Regions from separate parts of the Homo sapiens genome. Here regions 1 and 3 are each linked to region 2. A link is a loop called in an ENCODE intact Hi-C map of the cell type or tissue named here. Cell type or tissue: heart right ventricle. All regions are shown on one strand. Each heading gives the region's core, and the rest is flanking DNA. Links, peaks and the distances in the headings are about the cores only.

What was found. A loop is a pair of places that touch in the nucleus more often than their neighbours do. Peaks named below come from ENCODE experiments on the same cell type or tissue, not always from the same donor. Only the 100,000 strongest peaks of a DNase experiment are listed, where the experiment ranks them.
Region 1: a loop joins it to region 2, with 16 times the contacts of the local background. A loop is called at or near these places in 95 of 110 quality-filtered maps.
Region 3: a loop joins it to region 2, with 6 times the contacts of the local background. A loop is called at or near these places in 63 of 110 quality-filtered maps.

The regions. Positions count from the first base shown.
Region 1 is chr1:154,666,655-154,672,386 of GRCh38, reverse strand. LOC124904428 (a long non-coding RNA gene) reads right to left here and starts at 795. Exons shown (of 2, transcript XR_007066636.1): 1 at 303-795. In heart right ventricle, for the core only: a CTCF peak has its summit at 2,519 (motif pointing left); a DNase peak (open chromatin) is centred at 2,536.
Region 2 is chr1:154,876,312-154,882,043 of GRCh38, reverse strand. No RefSeq gene overlaps it. Among named protein-coding and RNA genes, the nearest start is that of KCNN3, 8.9 kb to the right of the region's middle. RefSeq lists enhancers at 3,114-3,163, 2,963-3,547, 4,133-4,718. In heart right ventricle, for the core only: a CTCF peak has its summit at 3,364 (motif pointing right); a DNase peak (open chromatin) is centred at 3,383.
Region 3 is chr1:154,477,914-154,482,913 of GRCh38, reverse strand. It overlaps SHE (Src homology 2 domain containing E), which reads left to right. Exons shown (of 6, transcript NM_001010846.3): 6 at 1-3,433. Among named protein-coding and RNA genes, the nearest start is that of TDRD10, 22 kb to the left of the region's middle. In heart right ventricle, for the core only: a CTCF peak has its summit at 2,909 (motif pointing left); a DNase peak (open chromatin) is centred at 2,873; H3K27ac peaks cover 3,203 bases.

The DNA.
Region 1 (5,732 bases), core at 439-5,438, 210 kb after region 2:
CGCAGGGTCAACCAACTTGTTGTTGGGACCCCGGAGCTGCATGTCTTTCCTCTCTGTCGACCCTCGGCTCAGCCCAGAAGTACAGGAAAAGTGGAAGCTGGTTCTAGGCAAACGGTCCCAACTCCGAAGAAGAGTCAGGGGTTGTTAGAGAGCCCTTTCCCAGAAAGCCTGACACCCATGTCTTTAGTCCGGCGGCCATGCTAGTCGCTTTTAACTGGCCAACAGGTGCCCGGTATTTAGCCCCCAAATTCTAAGGAAAGACAGGACAGAATAGCAAGTGAAAGGGGTCCGATGGTACTCACTGCTCAGCAATAGGCGATGGTCTCACTGCTCGGCGATTGTCTCACCACTTGGCGATAGGCGAAAGTCCCATCTGGGTTGCCAAAACGTGTCTGGAATTGGCGGGTTCTTGGTCTCACTGACTTCAGGAATGAAGCCGCGGACCCTCGTGGTGAGTGTTACAGCTCTTAAGGTGGCGCACTGGAGTTTGTTCCTTCTGATGTTTGGATGTGTTCGGAGATTTTTCCTTCTGTTGGGTTCGTGGTCTCGCTGGCTCAGGAGTGAAGCTGCAGACCTTCGCGGTGAGTGTTACAGCTCTTAAGGCAGCGCGTCTGGAGTTGTTTTTTCCTCCCAGTGGGCTCATGGTCTCGCTAGCTTCAGGAGTGTAGCTGCAGACCTTCGCGGTGAGTGTTATAGCTCATAAAAGCAATGTGGACCCAAAGAGTAAGCAGTAGCAAGATTTATTGCAAAGAACAAAGCTTCCACAGTGTAGAAGGGGACCCCAGCGGGTTACCACTGCTGGCTCCGGCAGCCTGCTTTTATTCTCTCATCTGGCCCCACCCACATCCTGCTGATTGGTAGAGCCAAGTGGTCTGTTTTGACAGGGCACTGATTGGTGCATTTACAATCCCAGAGCTAGACACAAAGTTTCTCCACCTCCCCACTAGATGGGCTAGATACAGAGTGTCCACACAAAGGTTCTCCAAGTCCCCACCAGAGTAGCTAGATACAGAGTGTGGATTGGTGCATTCACAAACCCTGAGCTAGACACAGGGTGCTGATTGGTGTGTTTACAAACCTTGAGCTAGATACAGAGTGCCGATTGCTGTATTTACAATCCCTGGGCTAGACATAAAGGTTCTCCACGTCCCCACCAGACTTAGGAGCCCAGCTGGCTTCACCCAGTGGATCCCACATCAGGGCTGCAGGTGGAGCTGCCTGCCAGTCCCATGCTGTGCGCCCACACTCCCCAGCCCTTGGGTGGTCGATGGAACTGGGCACCATGGAGCAGGGGGCGGTGCTCATCGGGGAGGCTCCGGACACACCGGGGAGGCTTGGGAGCCCATGGAGGGGGTGGGAGGCTCAGGCATGATGGGCTGCCGGTCCCGAGCCCTGCCCCGTGGGAAGGCAGCTAAGGCCCGGTGAGAAATCGAGCGCAGCGCCAGCGGGCTGGCACTGCTGGGGGACCCAGTACACCCTCCGCAGCCGCTGGCCCAGGTGCTAAGCCCCTCATTGCCCGGGGCTGGCAGGGCCGGCCGGCTGCTCCGAGTGTGGGGCCCGCCAAGCCCACGCCCACCCGGAACTCCAGATGGCCCGCAAGCGCCAGGCGCAGCCCTGGTTCCCACTCGCACCTCTCCCTCCACACCTCCCTGCAAGCTGAGGGAGCCGGCTCCGGCCTTGGCCAGCCCAGAAAGGGGCCCCCACAGTGCAGCGGTGGGCTGAAGTGCTCCTCAAGTGCTGCCAAAGTGGGAGCCCAGGCAGAGGAGGCGTCGAGAGCAAGCGAAGGCTGTGAGGACTGCCAGCACGCTGTTACCTCTCAGTGCAATCGTCTCTTACTATAGCCTCAACCTCCTAGGCTCAAGCAGTCCTCTTACCCATGCCTCTTGAGTATCTGGGACTACAGGCGTATGCCACAATGCTCGGCTAATTTCTTAAGTTTTTGTACAGACAATGGTCTCACTCTGTTGGCCAGGCTGATCTCCAACTTCTGGCGTTGAGTGATCCTCCTGCCTCGGCCTCCTGAGTATCTGGGATTATAGGTGTGAGCCACCGTGCCAAGCCAGTCTGTTTTAACCAGTCCCTGTAGGTGATTCTGATGCCCACTCAATTTGAGAACCCCTGGTTTAAAACATATAGCATACAGCAAGTGCTTAATAGTTCCTTTTTCCTCTATTATCTTTAAATAAAACTAGTAATTCTCTGCATTAAATGACTTGTACACAAAATGAGCTGCTGAGTTCAGCCTGCTTGCTCAGTTTTAGCTAACACCAACTCTGGAGCTAGATAGCCCTTTGAGGATGGATGCCTATAGTCCAAAAACATCATGTCATTCACCTCAAAGATGTCATTTTCCACGAAGCACATTGAAGAGGGGGTGGGCAAATAACACTGTCTATTAGTTTATGGAGGGTTCCTTCATAGGAAGAGACCTAAAGCACTGTTTTCATTTCAGGAAGAAACCAGGTCTTACGAACTCCCAGAGTCAAGCACCTAGTGGGGCCAGAGCTCTGAGCAAATGCTGCCATCCTGTGGGCAGAAGTGAGACACAGTGCATGGCCACCCAGTCTGTCCAATTAGCACTTACCAGGCATCTGGAGCACACCAGGCCCAAAGAGGGGTCCAGGCAGGTATAAAGGCCATACCCCGAGGTGCTCGCTACAGGATAGCGGAGATGAGCTTGCATGCAGATGAGTACGTCCCCAGTGCAGAGGCCAGAGCGGGGAGGTGCTCAATCTCAAGTGCCTGAAAGGACTTTTTTTTTTTTTTTTGTAGAAGCAGAGTCTCACTATATTGCCCAGGCTGGTCTCAAATTCCTGGGCTCAAGTGATCCTCTCACCGTGTCCTCCCAAAATGCTGGGATTACAAGTGTGAGCCACTACGCCCAGCCAAGACTATTTAAATATACAATCTTTTTCCTAAGGGCAGTGGAGCATTTGCAGAGCTATTAATACATTTTTCACAGAACAACAAATATACGGATTTTTTAAATGAGAAACTGAAAATTAAGGGTGATAAAAATGCTATTCAAAGACTCAGTTTCTAATTATAGTCTTCTAATGGAGAAAACATGGAACCAATTCATTTCTCTTGCTGTAACAGACGCTCTGTGAGAGCTCCCATTGAGAAATAGGTGCTGTCATTTATGTCTGTTCATGCTGCATGATTTAAAATTCTGGGAGGATATTTCATTTTAACACAAAATACCATCCTTTGAGCAAATGCAATTAACTTAAATTCTATATATACACCTAATTCGGCCTTTCATATAAGTAAAAAATATTTATTCACCTACCAAAACAAGAAATTGCTTAAAACAATGTTGGAGTGGCAGGGCATGGTGGCTCACACCTATAATCCCCGCACTCTGGGAGGTCGAGGAGGGCGGATCACCTGAGGTCAGGAGTTCCAGACCAGCCTGGCCAACATGGTGAAACCCCATCTCTATTAAAAGTACAAAAATTAGCTGGGCATGGTGGCGAGCATCTGTAATCCCAGCTACTTGGGAGGCTGAGGCAGGAGAATCGCTTGAATCCAGGAGGCAGAGGTTGCAATGAGCTGAGATCTCACCACTGCACTCCAGCCTGAGCAACAAGAGTGAGACTCAGTCTAAAAAAAAGAAAAGAAAAGAAAACAATGATGGAGCATGTCAAAATCATATGGAAGCCAGTTTGCAGGCACACTCAGTGGCCAAATCTAGAACAATTAAGTTATCAAAACAAGTAATCAAGTAGGCCAGACATGGTGGTTCGTGCCTGTAATCCCAGCACTTTAGGAGGCCAAGGTGGGCAGATTGCTTAAGCTCAGGAGTTGGAGACCAGCCTGGGCAACATGGTAAAACCCTGTCTCTACCAAAAATACAAAAAATTAGCCAGGCCTGGTGGCATGTGCCTGTAATCCCAGTTACTTGGGAGGCTGAGGTGGGAGGATCACTTGAACCTGGGAGGCAGAGATTGTGGTGTGCCGAGATGATGCCACTGCACTCCGGCCTGGGCAACAGAGCAAAATAAATAAATAAATAAAATAAAACAAAAATAAGTAATGAAGTAATAACAGATAGCAACCCATTGAATGAATAGGAAATGTGAGTCTAAAGTGATACAAATCAATTAAATAAGTAAATAGAAAGTTTGATGAAGAATAGGTTATTTACGTAGTTTTGGAATACTGCTCTGCAAAAGATTAATTACAAAGGGAGTAAGAGTAACTTTACAGTGAAAAGCCTTGGGAGACACCACCTAAATCAAGTGATCAGAGCAGACGTTATCAATAATGGAACAAATCAGAATCTTGTTCCACCTGATGGAATGTGATGGGGACACAGTACCACTTCTGTGATGCTCCTCTCAGAGATTATAAGCTGAATCTAATCATGGAGAGACAGCTGACAAACTCAAAGTGAGGGACATTTTACAAAATAGCCTGTAATCTTCAAAAGTGTCAAAGTCATGAAAGTTAAGGAAAACCTGAGGAACTGTTCCAGACTGAAAGAAAGTAAAGACACTTAGGACTAAATGCAACATGTGATTCTGCACTGGATTCTTCTACTGTAAAGACCATTATTGGAACAACTGGCAACACTTGAATAGGATCTGAGGGCTATAAGTAGTTACATATCAATATCAAGTTTCTCATGGTGATGGCTGGAGTAGGGTCACATAGGAGAGTGACCTTGTTCGTAGGAATCACACACTAAAGTATTTGGGGGTAAAGGGACATCAGGTTGAGAACTTACTCTCCAGTGATTTTGGTAGTGGAGTTCTTTTTTTTTTTGAGACAGAGTCTCATTCTGTTGCCCAGGCTGGAGTGTGCAGTGGCGTGATCTCAGCCCACTGCAATCTCCACCTCCTGGGTTCAAACAATTCTCCTGCCTCAGCCTCCCAAGTAGCTAGGATTACAGGTGCTAATTTTTGTATTTTTATTTAGTAGAGGCGGGGTTTCACCATGTTGGCCAGGCTGGTCTCGAACTCCTGACCTCAGATGATCCACCCGCCTCTGCCTCCCAAAGTGCTGGGATTACAGGCATGAGCCACCATGCCAGGCCTGTGGTGGATTTCTTCATACAATCCTTGCAACTTTTCTGTAAATTTGTGATTTTAAGATTAACAGTAAAACTATTTTTTAAAAATGAGTATCAGCTCTGGAGTCAGATTATTTGGATTGTAATCCAACCTCTTCCCCTTAGTAGTTACATGATTTTGGGTAAGTTACTTAAGTTCTCTGTGCCTTAATTTTCATATCTGTACAATGCTAGTATAATAATACCTAGCTCATAGGATTATTGTGAGGATTAAATGAGAACAATAAATATTACATATTAATATGTTAACATATAATTTACAACAATAGGAATCATTTAATTTATCATCCAAACTATATACTTTTGAGAGTATAATATGTGTCAGCTGCTCCTTCCCCAAAGAGATCATAGAAGAAACTTGTTTATCAGCAAAGCTAAATGTATTGTTTAATGGGGCAAGGAAGACTACTACCTTGACAGCCTTAGTAGTGTCTCAGGAGGAGATCATGGGTGGGATATTCACATGGGTTAGAGGGTCTGGGTTAAAGTGGGTCTTTCAAGGCAGGGGCCTGGGGCAGGGGGATGACTGCGATTGAGCAAAATTCATGATATTAATATAATAGTTTAGGATTGGTGGATACAGGGAGGCGAGGGTTTTGAAGCCAGCCTTGAGGAGTAAACAGCCCTTTGATAAGCCAGTTGAGTGACCTCCTGC
Region 2 (5,732 bases), core at 344-5,343:
CTGCAGGTGATAGTGAGCACCAGAGACACTGGGCTCCTGTCCTCAGATGGGCCCTGCCCAGGCCAGCCAGGGCGCAGCTAACTTCACGTGAGCCCAGAGCTCCTTCCTACATGCCACACATTCCTGGAAACCAGGGTGCCTCCCTCTCCCTTTCCTGAGCAATGGCTGGACTAAGGTTAATTGTATTCCTCGAATTTAAAGCTTTTAGAGTTCTGATCCAAGACCCCTTCTCGGTCCGTGAAACCCCTTCATATGAGAGGGATGAAAAGTGAGGAGAGAAGGAAATGAACCTTCATCAGGCACCTGCCTAGCACCATGCCAACCTCTTCACAACTACACTTCACAGGGAGAGCAGATCTTTTCAGCTAGAACTTGTCTAATCTGGAGTAGGAGATACTGGCTGCCTGCTTGTCTCTGGCAATCTGTTCTTCTGGACAATTTCTGCCTTGGTACCAGTACTACACAAATCAACTTCCTGCAGTCTCAGACCCAGGGTTCAGGTCTCTCAGGATTTCTTGCTATCTTGTCCTTTCTCTCTACGGCCAGAAGCTCGTTCGATCAGCTGAGATCCTTGGGTCTGAGGACACTGGATGACCCAAAACTTCTCCATTGGGCAAGGGGGAGTTGACAGCTTACTTGGCCCTAGTCAGGAGATGCAGAAGTGTGCGCCCTGCTGATCACAGTTAAAGCTCACACTGCTAGGAACTGCGGTAGTAAGATGTTAGGGGCTGCGAGGGCGGGCTCCCACCCTTTTTCCTTTTCCTTCTCTAGCCCTCCTGGTGGGCTCAGAAGCTTCTATAATGGAAGTAGCAAGAAGTAAGTAGGAAGCCACTGGCCTTTCTTACTCTCTGAGGCTCACATGTGCCAGTTCCTGGGGCTACCAGGAGGCTTAATCACTGGGTTTGCCGGAGGAGAAGATAGTGTGCTAAGAAAGGAGGATTAGCACTCGCCAGGTCTCCCAGGAGTTCCTGTGTTGGGCCACAGGGATTGCCACAGCAGCACTCTGTCATAAAATCGGCCCTGGGAACACAATTTCGGAAATAATCAGAGGAGGCGAGGTTTCTTAAATTGTAGGAAAAAGCTCCCTGGTTAGAATAATGGCTTCTATTTGGCATCCATTCTCTCTCAGATGTGCAGCCTCATCCATTCCCATTCTGAGGCGTGACTTTCAAACACCAGATGGGAAGAGAGCCAAGACGAGGGTGCTGGGCCTTGGAATCTGAAACTCAGTTATTTCATCCTGGGCAAGTCCCTAGGCCTCTCTGGGTCAGTTTTTCTTTGTAAATTGGGATGATAAAAACTGCCTCACTGAGAGAGACAGTGGTAGATTGAAGGATTTAGAGAAGCCTTCCATCCTGCCCTCCATCTCTCCCTTTCTCTTTATGTATAAATATATATATATGTGTCCACATGGATATACACATATACGTGTGTGTAGGTATCTATATGTATGTGTATGTATGTGTGTCTATATATACGTGTGTGTGTGTGTCTATATCTATCCCAAGGATCTCTGGGATGGAGGTGGGCTTCCCTAGTTCATTCACATTTCCTCCAGGGTTGATGCACGTGGCAGGGGGGATTCTCTGCTGGTGGTCAGGGTGGAGCAAATCTAACTTTGTCCTCCTCATGGCTATGCCCCAATGTCACCAGGCGTTAGGGTCTGCGTGAGACAAGCACAGCCTCCAGAAGGCAAACCCAGTGGCCACAGACATGTGGGGTGAATTGCAGGGCCTAGCGCACTTCCCTCTGTGCCCTCTCTATAAAGGTTTGTGTGGCCCTGCGGGCTCTGGAGGTGAGACCAACTTTGCTCTGCCCAGTAGCATGTGATCTTTGGTTTGGATGCTCCACATTGGACCTATGTCTGTGGCTGTGTAAAGTCTTGTGGCCTTGGTGACTTGGTCTGATGTGTAGGTGGGTAGGTGGGGTGTCACATGAATAGAGGTGACAATGCTCTGATTTCAAGGTGGGGAGCCCAACAGTGAAGGAAAAGTTCTGGTCTAATGGTGGGGACAGAACAGCAGTGACAGTGTCCTGATCCCCTGGAGAGGCTGCTCATGGAGGTGGTATGCCCTGGTCTCATGGCAGAGACCCTGGTAAGGAGCATGCTCTGTTTTCATGGTGGGGAGACTAGCAGTGGTGATAATGATCTGGTTTCCCAGTCGGGACAAACAAGGGGGCCTGTGTGGCAGTGGGGAGCCAGGGTGCTTCTGCCTCAAGGCAGCAGAGTGGCCAGGAATCCAGCTCAGAAAAGTCCTGGACCTGTGGTTCTCAAATTAGAGCAAAATGGCTGTCAAGGTCTTTCCTGCAGTCACTGCCCATGTACACAGCTGTGGCGCCTCTCCTCTCCCTCCTTTTCCACTCAGCATCCCACCTGAGAGACGCTGGCCACAGTGATTAGGTGTCCGATTTGATGGGGGGCCTGTTAAGACGCTATTGCTTTTCTAATTCTGGCTAAATCGACATTGGTTTTGTCAATCTACCTACATAGGTCAAGCTTGTTGCTTCCAATTTCAGGTGATTTCCATCTTGTCACTCTCTCTTTCCCTTCTCAGCCCATCTAATCCTTGGGTTCTCCAGCTGCCCAGTACTTCCTGTGCGGCAGCATCACTGCCTCTGAGGCTCGGCAATTAGAGACTTGGACTCCAGCAGGGAGGGCATCTTCGGATTATTACTGCGGAGGGAGAGCCCGACTGCGGTGTCCATAGCAACCCTCCGGCTGCCACCTTTCCCAGGAGCGAAGGGAGGCAAAACAAGGGCGGGAGGCAGGAGAGGGGCCTGGCCTTCTGCAGGATTCCTGTCAGAGGGCTGGGCACCCAGGTTGCAGCTCCTGACTGTGCCTGGTGGCTGTGCTGAGGGGAGAGGGGGCTTCTTCCCTCGTTTCACAGCAGCAACCGGGAGTGGAGCTGTGTTGGTGGATGCCCCATAGCAACCGAGAGATGATGGACCAGTTGAAGGGGACCATCGCGGAGGCCGGGCTCGAGTCCCGGCTTTGTGCCTGACTCACGAATGAGTACAGGCAAGTCCCCTCCCATCTCCGGAGGTCTTCTCTTGCTAATAGGGTGGTGGGCCTGGAGGCGCCTCTGGCATCCTGTCCAGCCCTCTCATTCAAAGGCTTTATGGTGCCCTCACCCGGGACAGACAACAGATGGTTTCTTCTTCCCCAATGGTGAAAAAACCCAAGGAAGCCTGGGAAATAAGAGCGACTTTTGCAAAATATTCACAGAAGTTGATTCTGGCACCAGATCCAGTCCCTGGGCCTCCATGGAAGGAAGCAGAAAGCTGAGGCCGGGGTTCAGATGCTGTCTGGGGGCTCCCTCGCATCTCCCAAGGTGCCTGGAGTGCGAAGCTATGTGCATACGCCACCAGCAGAGGCCGCCACACTCCTCACAAACCCGCCACAGGTTGCTCTGCCCCCATCCCCATGGGTGAGCACTGACCAGCTCGGACCGCAATCTCAGAGCCAGGGCGGGGCGGGGATCTGCTACTGGCCACCTGGGGTCCAGGGAGGGGCTGGCTCAGGGGGCTGTGGCCTCAACTGCCAGCCGGCCCTGCTCGTCCCTCACTGCCCTCCCTGTGGGAGAGACATCCATCCAGGCCCACGAGACACTGGCCGCCTTCTTCCCTGCTAGGAATCCATGGCTGCTCCGGTCTGGGCCCTCCCTTGGGCTGCTGCTCAGGTGCCTGTTCTGCATTTGGGAAACTGTTAGAGTTTTTTTTTTTTTAAATTATTATTATACTTTAAGTTTTAGGGTACATGTGTACAACGTGCAGGTTTGTTACATATGTATACATGTGCCATGTTGGTGTGCTGCACCCATTAATTCGTCATTTAGCATTAGGTATATCTCCTAATGGTATCTCTCCCCTCTCCCCGGAAACTGTTAGAGTTTTTATTTTCTGTGAGTCGTTTGAGACTGGGGCCAGGAAGCTGATTTATTCAGCAAATCTGAATTGAGAACATGCTCTATGACAGGCCCTGTTTTGGGCACTGGGGTTATAGCAGTGAATAAAATAGACGCAAATCCCACCCTGTGGAGCCAAGTCTCCAGTGGGGGTGGGTGTCATCACCTACACCACAGTGTGGGGCTGGGCAGGACACACGCACCCAGGATGGCAAGTGATGGCTCTCTCTACCGAGTCGGCCCCATGCAGACAGTGGACCTACCCAGACTCTGGGGCCGAGGCTTCCATGCTGAGCCCTTGTCAGTCAGGGGTCTGCACAGACCCCTCTCTTGTACTGGCCAGTGCACGTCGGCAGCACTTCACCGTGTGCAAAGTATGCACCTCCACTGGCTCCCTGTGAGCCCGGCAGGCATCTTGGTGACAGAATGTTGGCAACCTGTGCCCATTTCCCATGCCTTCTTTCCAGACACGGTATCAGCACCTTCCATTCGACCTTTGACTCCCTCAAGTAAATAAACGTTCCCATCCGGACTGACTCATCTGGTTAGAACAACAAGTTCCTACACCAAAGCCTCAGAGAAGGGGTCAGGAGACACATTTTAAAATGTATCTCAGTTTTCACAAGACAACTGTGCAGGAGGTGTGAACGATCCCAGTTTCACAGGCTCAGAGGGGCGCACCTTGCTCGTCATGGTCCCTGGCAGGAAAATGGCAACTCGGAATCAGATGGACCGATTCCCAGCCCAAGACTGCTCTGGTGCCTGGCCTGGCCTGGCCACTCCACTGTCTTCTCTCCATGTTAGGGCCATCCTGGCCTCTGCAGAGTTTTAGAAGCAGAATCACCAACCTTTGTCCAGACAGATCTCCATGGAGCTGCTCTTTTGAAACCTTTTCCCACTCCTGTTGTTAGAGGGGGTTTCATGGAGGACCTGGGTGGGAGTGGTGGGCAGGAGGGATACTTTCTCTGGAAAGCAATGAAGTTCAGTAGCAGAGGCTGAGTGGAGAGGTTGTGACCTCTCAGAGCGCATAGACCTGTGTGGCTCATGGCTTGGACTCTCCCCTCCCACTGTGAACAAGAGCAGGCCAGTTAACCTTCTCTGAAATTTGACTCAGTTTCTTCATCTATAGAATGGGCATACTAACTTTACTCCCTGGCGTGTTGGAACCATGAATGCCCACAGTTGGCCCTCAGTAAATGCTCCAAGTGTAGGGAGTCAGGCCGTATGTCCCCTTTACCTTGACACTCAGATGATGCAAAAGAGCTCCAGTTTTTCTTTAGCAAAGCAGAGTATGGGGAGGAGCCTGTGTGAAGCTGAAGACTCCTTGGCACCCATAGGTGGCTGAGAGTTGTTGGTGCGTGGCCAGGGGACAGGTGACATGCTGTAGTCCTACCTTGCTCCTCAGATCATGGCTTGCAGGGGCAGGGGTTAGGTGGGCATTCATTATAAGAGGCTTCACCCAGGGTCTAGACATCCAGGGACTCTCAGGAAAGAAGTGTGGACAGAAGGCCTACACTTACCAGTTGGCATTCCTGGTGGCCAGCCGGGCAAGTAAGGGGCAAGTAATGTGTCCTGGGTCAAAGTGCCCAAACTCTCAGTCAGGCTAAACTCACTCACCCTCTTACCTGCTTATGTATTCAACACACAATTTGGGTGCAGCGTGAAGTGCAGTGTTTTGTGTGTGTGTGTGTTTTCCAATTTATACCATAAGCTCCTGTCACCAAGGAGCTTATGGTGTCAATTAAAATCAGGGAAATTAGCCAGGCGTGGTGGCGGGCGCCTGCAATCCCAGCTGCCCGGGAGGCTGAGGCATGAGAATCGCTTGAA
Region 3 (5,000 bases), core at 1-5,000, 400 kb after region 2:
TTTTTTAAAAATGCAACCCTAAGATCTGATTATATGAACTGGGTCTCTAAAGCCTACAAAGATTCTCTCGTTCTGTACCAAGCAGACTGCCTTGTACTATACAGAAGTGTTTGAAAAGACCTAGAGGTTTTCTCTTAAATACCATTACTTAAGATTCATAGTATTAGGATCTTTATGATTTATCATGAGCTTATATCACCAGTTTATTTACTGTGAAAAAAACCATGGGAATGGCATACTGTGAGAAGAGTACTATGGTGAATGGCTCCAGAATTAAAATTCAGCAGATGTGTCTGTATTCTGGGGTTGGTCATTTGGGTCTCAAAACTGCCCCATATGCAAATGTACTGACTGTCATCAATGAAAAGTTAACCTTTGTAGCTTATAAATACACACAAAATGTTGATTTGGTTAATTTTTTAGGAAAGTATACCTTTGTAGTTACTAGTTACATTTGACTGTAAGATTTAGAGGTTAGTAAATTTTTGCTTCTTTATTCAGATAAGATCTCAGCCAAAAGGTTGTGTGATCTTTGATTTTAAAAATTTAAGAGGAACTTTTCCTCACTGGAACACAATGATTTTATTAATAAAGAATGTAGGCTGGGTGCGGTGGCTCATGCACGTAATCCCAACAATTTGGGAGGCTGAGGCAGGCAGATCACGTGAGGTCAGGAGTTTGAGACCAGCCTGGCCAACATGGTGAAACCCTGTCTGTAGTAAAAATACAAAAATTAGCTGGGCACGGTGGCGGGCACCTGTAGTTCCAGCTGCTTGGGAGGCTGAGGCACGAGAATCACTTGAGCCCAGGAGGTGGAGGTTGCAGTGAGCCAAGATTATGTCACTGCACTCCATCCTGGGTGACAAGAGCGAAACTCCATCTCAAAAAAAAAAAAAAAAAAAAGCCTGGCCTGGTGGTGGATGCCTGTGGTTCCAGCTATTCGGGAGGCTGAGGTAGGTGGATCACCTCTGCTCAGGTCAAGGCTGCAGCGAGCCATGATCGCACCATTGCACTCCAGCCTGAGTGACAGAGTGAGACCCTGTCTCAACAAGCAAGCAAACAAAAAACCAAAAGGAATGTTTTTTTCAGATACTGATAGAATGTTTTCAGTGTGTATTGGTTCATTTACTATATCTTTAGTGTAAGATTTTAAAAGGTTTTTTCAGCATCCATTCAACAAATATTTATTATCTTTATACAAATTATTCATTGTGTTAAACTTATTTTTAGTTTAACATTCTAGAAATGAAACGTTTTTACTTAACCTTATTCTACAAAGGGAATACAGCAGTTATTCTAATTTTAATAAATGCTAAAAGCTTTATACAATTTTTCTTTGTGCACTAAATGATTTTTGGCCCATACCCAGCAACTGTGATGAATGTATAATGAAATAACATCTTGAAAACAGGCCAGATACATTAAGTATTTATTGAGCTTCTGTCATATGCCCAGTATTATGCTTCTTCTATACTGTTTCTCTGTGACAAGTCATACTATATTCTTTATAGAATTAAAAGTAGAGGAGAGGCAGAGTTTACATATTGTCCAGTTGCTTTACAGTTGTACAGGAGGTTATAAGAAGAAATATAGTAAATTAGTGGGAAGTCAGAGGTGGGGGCGTTAGTGAGCTATTTTCTTCTTGAGGTTGTGACACAAGCTGACAAAAGCCAGGGAGTTCACAGCTGTGTGGTGGCACAAAGTTCCATATGTTCTAAAAACAATTAGGCCCAGCAGGGTGTCCCTAATGGCTTCCTTGTTAAACCTCCATGGCCAGCTGATCTGAAGCTCTGTGACATGTTCTCTGAGCTCTGAATGCTCTGGCTTTTTGTCATTTTGTCTTGAGACAAGTATTTTCCTGTAGTCCTCATTCCTTCGAGTTATTCCATCTCCCAGGATATTCTCTGGTGAGAAGAATGTCTTTCAGTGAATTTGCCTTGAATTTAGCATCCATAGAGCTGTGTCAGTGTTCTTCTTGATCACACCTTCTTTAAAAAAAATACTTGCTTGCGATGACTGGACAAGTTCAGTTGGTTAGTTTCAGGCCTATAAGAAGAGAGAGTAAAGGACCTTGCTATTTACTTTGATACCATAGTTGTATCTCAGGATGGCCTGCAAACCACTGGCCTTGTGTGTATTTAAGCTAGGAATAAAATAATGGAGAAGTGTTAATATGTATACAAAAAGGTAAATATTGATATATCTACTCTCTGTTGGGGGCAGAAGTGTCATTTTAAGTTATTCAAAGCACTTTCTTAAGCATTTTAGAAAGCCTTTATTCTTTGCTGTTGGAAGTCTCCGTACTTTGCAGAATTGGTATTTGTGTACTAGCCTCTGCCGCAGGATGGGGAGGTGGGCAGGTAGCTGATAGGGGCAGCCAGGAGTTTTTGAGGCAGGTGGTGGGAAATTGTCCTAATTTGTTAATTGGATTATGTAACTCTGTTACTAGTCTGTTATTGGCTGTTGTTACTGGATGCATCTTGATATTCAGAAGAATAACTGTGAGGCATTCTTCAGTTGCGGGTTAAGTGGGGTTAGTTTCTGTTCTGTCAGATGCCCTTTTTCAGTCAAAGGTTAGCCCCTTGTTTCTCCCTCCTTCCAGGGTTTAGGGAGTGCAGTGATGTCGATTTCATTTCCCTTCCCCGCACCCCTTGACACTCAGCAGGATTGCACTGAAACCCTTCACAGATCTCTCGTTCACTAGTTGTCTCCTATTTTTCCATAACTAGCACTAGTTTGGCCTTATGACCTGGTTAGAATCACTCTTCTGTATTCTCATTTCCAATTTTTGTGCCCCACTAACGTGGACTAGAGAAACTTGGCCTGCTGTGCAGTGGGCCTTCTGTTCAACTTACCCTCCACCGCTGACCCTGTGTGAAGAGAGATGGTGCGTTACTGCCATCTAATGGGAAAAGAGAAAACTGCAGTTGGGAAAAGCAGCTGTGCATTTAAGGGTAGGGCTTTCTGAAGGATTTCTGATACAGTCCAGAAAAGGGAAAATGATGACACAGCAGTTGCCATCTTGAAAAATGCCCTTTCCTGCGGAAAGGGTGTTTTGAAGTCTAATACAACTATCATCACAAGGTCCCTGGACTAAGGCTGGATCGTGTAATTTAGAATCTCAAATTGTATTTTAATTAATATGCTGGCAACAGAATCATTGAAACAGGCGTCTCATTTTGTCAAGTTCTTAGCCGTTCAGTTTGTCAGGGGCTTTAATATTTTAGATATCAACTAATACATAGTTTCAACTTTTAAAAATGTTTGAAGATTGTATGTAATATAGGTGTCTATCTATAGTGCCTTAGTAATTTAAATCAGAAATATTTTATAAAACTTCTGGTTGTTTTGCAGTAGCCAATATAGGCTTCATGCCCTCCTGAAGATAGTTTCCTCTGAAATGTAACTTTAAATAAACATTATTCCAAGAAAACTACAGTGGTTTTGCTTAATTCAGTTAGCTCTGAGAATCATCTTCCTTCAGAAAAATACTTCCCATGGTAAGAGCTACAGCAGAGTTTCATTTGCAGTCACCATTAATGAAATATAGAAACACCATGATGGAACATAACCAGCAGATTCTATCTTTTATTTACTCTGTTCACATTTAGAGTCCTTCTATTATGTTTTTCTTCCCAAGTAAAATAGTAATACAGTGATGTTTTACTGCCATTTCCTGGCCCATCTCTTCCTGAGTCGAAAGTTAGTGCACTGGTTCTCATCCCTCACTAGATAGAAGATTTGGGCTCTGCTTCTGTTTTTATCAGTTTGTTATTAATACAAATGTCCCATGCCATCTGTGGGATGCCCTAAGTCTGTTGCAAAGTTCAAAAACCTATTTTAAAAAAAAATTGTACCAGGTGATTTGGATACACAGCCAATGGTGGAGAAGCCCTGTTGGAAGCTCCTATTTGGAAATGCACAAATAAATTCACGTCAGGTCCTAGAAGGGCATACTGTTGAGTCTGCTATCAAAAAGTTTTCCCCTCCAAAATTCCTAACATGGTTTCAAGTTTTTAACTTCCATTAAACATTTATGTAAGTTGCCACCAGGTGGAACAAGTGCCTATTGTTTTAACCCATCTGTGTTTAAGAGAAGAGGAAGTTTGCATTAAGAAATGCTCCCGCCACCCACCACCCGAGCAATTAGAGTAATGGTTTTCAGAATTCAGATTGAACACGTGTTTACAAGCACCCAGGGTTTGAGTGTTGAATGTTGGATTCTGACCCTGTGAAAGGCCAAGATGTAAGTAGTGAGAATAGACTCTTTTTCCGCACCAGGTGTGCTGCTGAACAAATGCTTTTCATCATACAGCATCTCATTTAATCTGCCACAACTCAGCCAGGTGGGAACCTTGTTTTTCAGATAAAAACACGGGTGCTTAGAATGATGAAATAACTTGTCTTGGGTCAGTCATAGTAAGTGGTAGAGCCCAGATTGCGGCCCAGGTCTCACTCTAGAGTGTTTTTTTTTTTTTTTTTTTTGCACTTTTTATGATTTCATTTAAAAACAAAACATAGACTGAGTTGTCTGTTCATTTTCTTCGCTGCACAGCCTGGCCTTGGGAGTGGTGACTGATGGCCCACGGGGCTGCTCGCTCCACAGTGGCCTTGTGGTTCTGGAGGAAACATTGTGAGCAATCTCAGCTCAGTATAATTTGTTGCACATCAGCAGCGCTTCATTCCGGCTCCTTGACCTTGTAGACCAGGAACTTCTGGAAGCCACTGGGCAGGGTGTGCTTCATTATCTTGCTACTCCCATAACTGACGCTGGCAATACAGCAGAGTATCATTCAGCCTCAACAAGGAAGGGAATCCTGACACAGACCATTACGCTGAGTGAAACCCGTCAGTCACAAAAAGACAAATACTGTATGATTCCACTTACATGAGGTACCCAGAGTAGTCAAATTCATAGAAAGTAGAATGGTAGTTGCCAGGGGCTGGGGAAGGAGGAAATGGGGAGTTGTTTAATGAGTGCAGAGTTTTCTTTTCTTTTC